Regions from separate parts of the Homo sapiens genome. Here region 2 is linked to region 1. Evidence: chromatin loops called from intact Hi-C (ENCODE). Cell type or tissue: heart left ventricle. All regions are shown on one strand. Each heading gives the region's core, and the rest is flanking DNA. Links, peaks and the distances in the headings are about the cores only.

Region 1 (2,926 bases), core at 110-2,609:
ACCAGGGAACTTGGAAGAGATGATCAACTAATTATCAATGCCATTTTTTTCCATTTTTCTTTTTTTGAGACAGAGTCTCATTTTATTACACAGGCTGGAGTGCAGAGGCACAATTTTGGCTCACTGCAACCTCCGTCTCCTGAGTTCGAGTGATTCTCCTGCCTCAGCCTCCTGAGTAACTAGGATTACAGGCACCTGCCACCATGCCCGGGTAATTTTTGTGTTTTTAGCAGAGATCGGGTTTCGCCATGTTGGCCAGGTTGGTCTCAAACTCCTTACCTCAGACGATCCACCTGCCTCGGCCTCCCAGAGTGCTGGGATTACACGCATGAGCCGCTGTGCCCCACCTTCTGTTTTTTTATTTTATTATTTGTTTCTATTAGACCTGTGAGATTTTGGATCTGTGGTGTTCTCTGCATCCTCTTTGCTAAGTGAGAGAAGTACGGAACTGTGCCAAAAATAATATTGCAATAATGACTCCCTGGAGTTTTGGAAAGTATAAGTACCAAGCAACATTTTGGGGCCCTAGCTAATAAGAGACTAATGAAAAGTTTTCCAATGATGCTTTGGGCGATGCTTCTCAGAATTATCAGAAGAGCAGGTAGGTAAACAGAGTTTGGGGCCTTGAGAGGTCAATAGTAGAAAGGAATAGAATAGTGTTATTTCAATATAGAAATGGTTGTGATAACATTAAGTTTTGAGTCTCATCTCATTAGAAGATTTCACTGGATTACAATAGCTAAGTTCTAGGGAACATCAGAAAATAACCCTGTTTGGATTATTTTATGTGGGAAAGTGAATGAAGATAGTATGTGAATTTACTAACAGAAAAGTACCAGTCACCATGCTCATTTTAGAAATGCTCTTATTCTCCCGTGAGTTTTAGTTTGTTTATCTAGTTACTCAGTGATAGTGAGATAATATATGATAGCTTGAAAAAATGGAAGATAGTATAGGGCTTGGGAGAGATAAAATAGAGCCTCACCAAATGAGCTACAATAAGCTATTGCTTCAAGCAAATGCCATGAAATATGTTATATTGAGCCCATAGCACTGATTACTTCCCTATGAGCCATCTCAGAAAGACTGATTCCTTAAGCAAGGCTTCTCTGGGTAACTGAAAAGGAAAAAAATAGATACCCATAACTTTCCGTCAAGAATGAGCTTTCAACAGTTCACTCACTTTTCATTCTCAAATGTCACATGAGAGTATTATCTGGTGACAAAGGTATATTAGAAATGTCCAAGCAATGAGGAGGTAAAAAAATGAGTGTCTAATTAACTTGCCATTCTTTACAGACCTTCTGCTGTTTTTGAATCTCACCATCCTAACATTCTGTGGACAAAAAATCTACTGCATAAGCCTCAGAGATAGCAACTGGGGAGGTAAATAAATTGCACTCCTCAGGGAAGATACTGGTACTATTTTTTTCGTTAGTCACCAGTTAATAAATAAAGTATTGTGAAGAGCCAGACTGAGAGATAAAAAAGTAAAAATAAAAATAAATGCCACAGTAGGGAAATTCATGAGAGCTAGATCCAGTTCATATTCCACAACTTCTTGGTCGTGTGAAAGATCAAATTGTGGGTAGTACAATCATAAATATGCAATGTGATCTAGTAGGTTGCAAACTGGATCTTTATTCCCATCAATTTCCTTTTGAGGCTTAAAATTCCATCACACCCTTAATGAGCTTAAATAATGCCTTTTACAGATGCCCTTTATATAATAAAATATTTAATAATCAACTAATTGAACAAGTAGCTTTTAGATAGCAATTTGTTTGTAGATATTATGGGGAATACAAAATTACTCCAAGGCCTTTATGCTCTGATATATGAAAAAGTGCATTTAACAGAGATATAGACCAATGGAACAAAACAGAGCCCTCAGAAATAATGCCACATATCTACAACCATCTGATCTTTGACAAACCTGACAAAAACAAGAAATGGGGAAAGGATTCCCTATTTAATAAATGGTGCTGGGAAAACTGGCTAGCCATATGTAGAAAGCTGAAACTGGATCCCTTCCTTACACCTTATACAAAAATTAATTCAAGATGGATTAAAGACTTACATGTTAGTCCTAAAACCATAAAAACCCTAGAAGAAAACCTAGGCAATACCATTCAGGACATAGGCATGGGCAAGGACTTCATGTCTAAAACACCAAAAACAATGGCAACAAAAGCCAAAATTGACAAATGGGATCTAATTAAACTAAAGAGCGTCTGCACAGCAAAAGAAACCACCATCAGAGTGAACAGGCAACCTACAGAATGGGAGAAAATTTTTGCAACCTACTCATCTGACAAAGGGCTAATATCCAGAATCTACAATGAACTCCAACAAATTTACAAGAAGAAACCAAACAACCCCATCAAAAAGTGGGCCAAAGATATGAACAGACACTTCTCAAAAGAAGACATTTATGCAGCCAAAAAACACATGAAAAAATGCTCATCATCACTGGCCATCAGAGAAATGCAAATCAAAACCACAATGAGATACCATCTCACACCAGTTAGAATGGCGATCATTAAAAAGTCAGGAAACAACAGGTGCTGGAGAGGATGTGGAGAAATAGGAACACTTTCACACTGTTGGTGGAACTGTAAACTAGTTCAACCATTGTGGAAGTCAGTGTGGCGATTCCTCAGGGATCTATAACTGGAAATACCATTTGACCTAGCCATCCCATTACTGGGTATATACCCAGAGGATTATAAATCATGCTGCTGTAAAGACACATGCCCACGTATGTTTATAGCAGCACTATTCACAATAGCAAAGACTTGGAACCAACCCAAATGTCCAACAATGATAGACTGGATTAAGAAAATGTGGCACATATACACCATGGAATACTATGCAGACATAAAAAATGATGAGTTCATGTCCTTTGCAGGGACATGGATGAAGC
Region 2 (2,926 bases), core at 308-2,807, 570 kb after region 1:
CAATAAACATAAAAAAGATGTTTGACATTATTAGCAATTAATGACTTCCAGAGCAGCAACATATAAAGTGGAAGAAATAAGCCAAAGAACAGGAAAAGATGTTTATGAGCTGAAAATAACTGATTGTGAATTTTAGGGAAGCTTGAATACCCCCATCAGTAGAGTCAATGTTAATAAATTCTAAACTATCACTGTTAATGGCCTTATAATGTTTTTTCCTATATGTTGGTAAGCGCTGGAGAAACTCTACTTATACATGTAGAGTTCATGAGTGAAAATTAAAACTATTATCAGGACCATTTTCAAAATAAGGAATACATTAAAAATATTTGCAATGATAAAGCCATCCAAATGCCCCCATCCTACTGATGAAAGCAAGGAAGGACACTACCTTTGTTGAATATCTACTGTGACAATCAGCTTGGATGATTCCTACTTTTCTACTTGTCCATAAGAAGCTAATCTTCCTATAACCCTCTTATATAATAACAATCACATTTTAATCACATTTTATGTGATTGACTCAGTTTTTTCTCTGAAGTTATGTTGCCTTATAAATGAAAAACTTGCATTTTACTTCATAATATCTGTTAACTTAAAAAATGCTTGTATTTGCTATTGGCATAAAAGTCAGCCTTACAAATAGGCTGATAGACAAACCCCAAAGGAAGCCGAAGCTTAAGGAACACCAGCTCAGAGACACCAGAGGACATGGCTAAAGTGAATAAAAGAGAAATGAACCCATCCTTTCAGAGCTGATGTCCATGTTTGCAGGTTCAGGTTCTCAGAGGTGTGCACAGCATGGCTGGCCTTTCCTCAGTTGTCTTTTTCAGCAGAGAAACGGTTAAGTCTCTCGTCTCTAACCCAGCTCCTCTATGGTGCTTACCTCCTGATCCCTGGGGCGATCAGCAAACCGGGTCTGCCACCTTCTTTTCAGAGAGCTTAACTAGCAGAGGACTCAGGAGAGCATGCCCAAATAACCTAGGTGACTTTCAAAGCTACAAAGACTCTGACACTTCTGGACGGCTTCACATGTACCCCTAATAAACACTTCCCTTCACCCCCAGGCCCAGTGTGGGTAGGAGTGACAACTGGAGCTCTAATTGGCTGAGCTGGTTTGGGTTCTCACTAGCAGCCACAGAAGAAAATGTCTATAGAAACTTGTATCTGAGTCATGCCACATAGGAACTACACTGATTGGAAACAGAAAGTGGCCTAGAAACTGTAAAAAATGACCGCAGATGACTTCTTGATACACTTTGTGACTAAGGGGCCTGGTGATGACATTTTTCTGGTATAAACAAGCACACTGATCTCAGAGGGTATCTAAAAGTGTTGCCAGTAGGGCAGTGCAGGTTCTTGTCTTCAAAGCATAAGAGAATCTGAAAATGAGACCCAAGCGAAAGTATAGACATTTTATTGTGGAGCAAAACCAACGACACCCTCAAGGGAGGAGTGCAGGCACTCAAAGATTTGAGTCACAGGCAATGTGGTTCACGTACTATATGAATAAGCACAATGAAGGTATGGAGTACTCTGTAATCAAGGGGAGGGGTTTTCTGGGAAATGGGCGGGCAATTCCCGGAATCGGGGTGCCACCCTTTTCTTGACTAAAGATGGTTAATCCGGAACTGTCATGGCGTCAGGTGCATGATGGGAGTGGGAATTTCCCCATGGAAGTTTTATGATATTAAGGGCATAATGAAGCTAAGGGTCAGCAGTCAGCCAAGTTTTCGACCATCTTGGCTTTAACCAGTTGCGGCCAGTTTCTTCTGTGTTACATTCTCATCTGTGCCTAAGTAGGAAGTTTGCAATCTGTCTTCATTGTCACAGGCTGTTGTAACAGTTCCTATCTACTAGTGGGGCAATCCCTCTGCTAACCTTTTTGACCGCATTTTTATTGCTTGTAGCCACCTGCAAGTAATCATGCCTCATTCCCTCACTGACTGCTTGCCTCAAAAGCATATATACAGTCTTTCTTCCTAACCCAGGCTCCTAACCCTAAATTCAGAGCTTGAGGGCTTGATTCTAGTCAGCAATTTACTTGAGGTTTTCCTTTCTTATTCATTGAATTAACAATTATGCACTGAACATCTAATATGATGTATTAGATTCTGAGAATATAAAAGTTAGTAAGACAAAGTTCCAGATGTTGAGCGGCTCTGCCAAGTCATGAAAACAGACATGTGATTTAATAATCACAATAGGACATGATGATAAGTGTTATAATTAAAGCATGCTCAAGATGCTCAAGGAGCAGAGGAAGAGCACCTAACCATGCCCAGGTAATCAGCCCAGAGCTGCAGGACCTCCTTCACTTTCTACTGCAAGGCTTGTTTCTACACTTTTGCCAGCTTTCAGCTCAAATAGCACCTTATCTGTGGGGCTTCTCTGACCAGCATGTTCTCTACCTCTTCCCCACATTATCTTTTCCCACACGTGTTACTGACCATCATCTGACATACGGTATATGTCATTTGTTTGTTTATTCTCTGCCTCATGCTCCTAAAATGTAAGGCACATGAGGGAAGAGATTTCTGCCCACTGGCTCACTGCATCCACTTCACCTGACACAGTGCCAGGCACAGAGAAGGTGTTCAGAAAATATTCGTTGAATGAGTGAATGCATGAATGAGTGGATCACACAAGGCGAAAGAACACCAAAGAGAACAATATGTAAGAATTAAAAAGATGTGAAGTGTATGAATTTGGTAACCTACTGAGTAAACGAGAGAAAGCTCCCTGTTGAGGAAGAACCCAACAAGCACCAACCCCAGAGAGGCGTACTGATTTGAGGCTTCAGGTCCTGTAAAAGGTGAGTTAAGTGATTAAGCTGGGAAGTGGTCTCAATGAGGAGCAGGTACACTGCTGCACCTGGGGCAGAGAGACAAGTACTCATCGTCCAGCTTTGTTTTACCAAGAAATT

The links. A loop is a pair of places that touch in the nucleus more often than their neighbours do. Peaks named below come from ENCODE experiments on the same cell type or tissue, not always from the same donor. Only the 100,000 strongest peaks of a DNase experiment are listed, where the experiment ranks them.
Region 2: it touches region 1 in a loop (9-fold over the local background); 28 of 110 quality-filtered maps call a loop at or near these places.

The regions. Positions count from the first base shown.
Region 1 is chr1:158,510,837-158,513,762 of GRCh38, forward strand. No RefSeq gene overlaps it. Among named protein-coding and RNA genes, the nearest start is that of OR10R2, 40 kb to the left of the region's middle. In heart left ventricle, for the core only: no CTCF peak of the experiment used is centred there; no DNase peak of the experiment used is centred there.
Region 2 is chr1:159,075,747-159,078,672 of GRCh38, forward strand. It overlaps AIM2 (absent in melanoma 2), which reads right to left and starts at 1,020. Exons shown (of 6, transcript NM_004833.3): 1 at 887-1,020. RefSeq lists an enhancer at 1,462-1,761. In heart left ventricle, for the core only: no CTCF peak of the experiment used is centred there; a DNase peak (open chromatin) is centred at 1,595.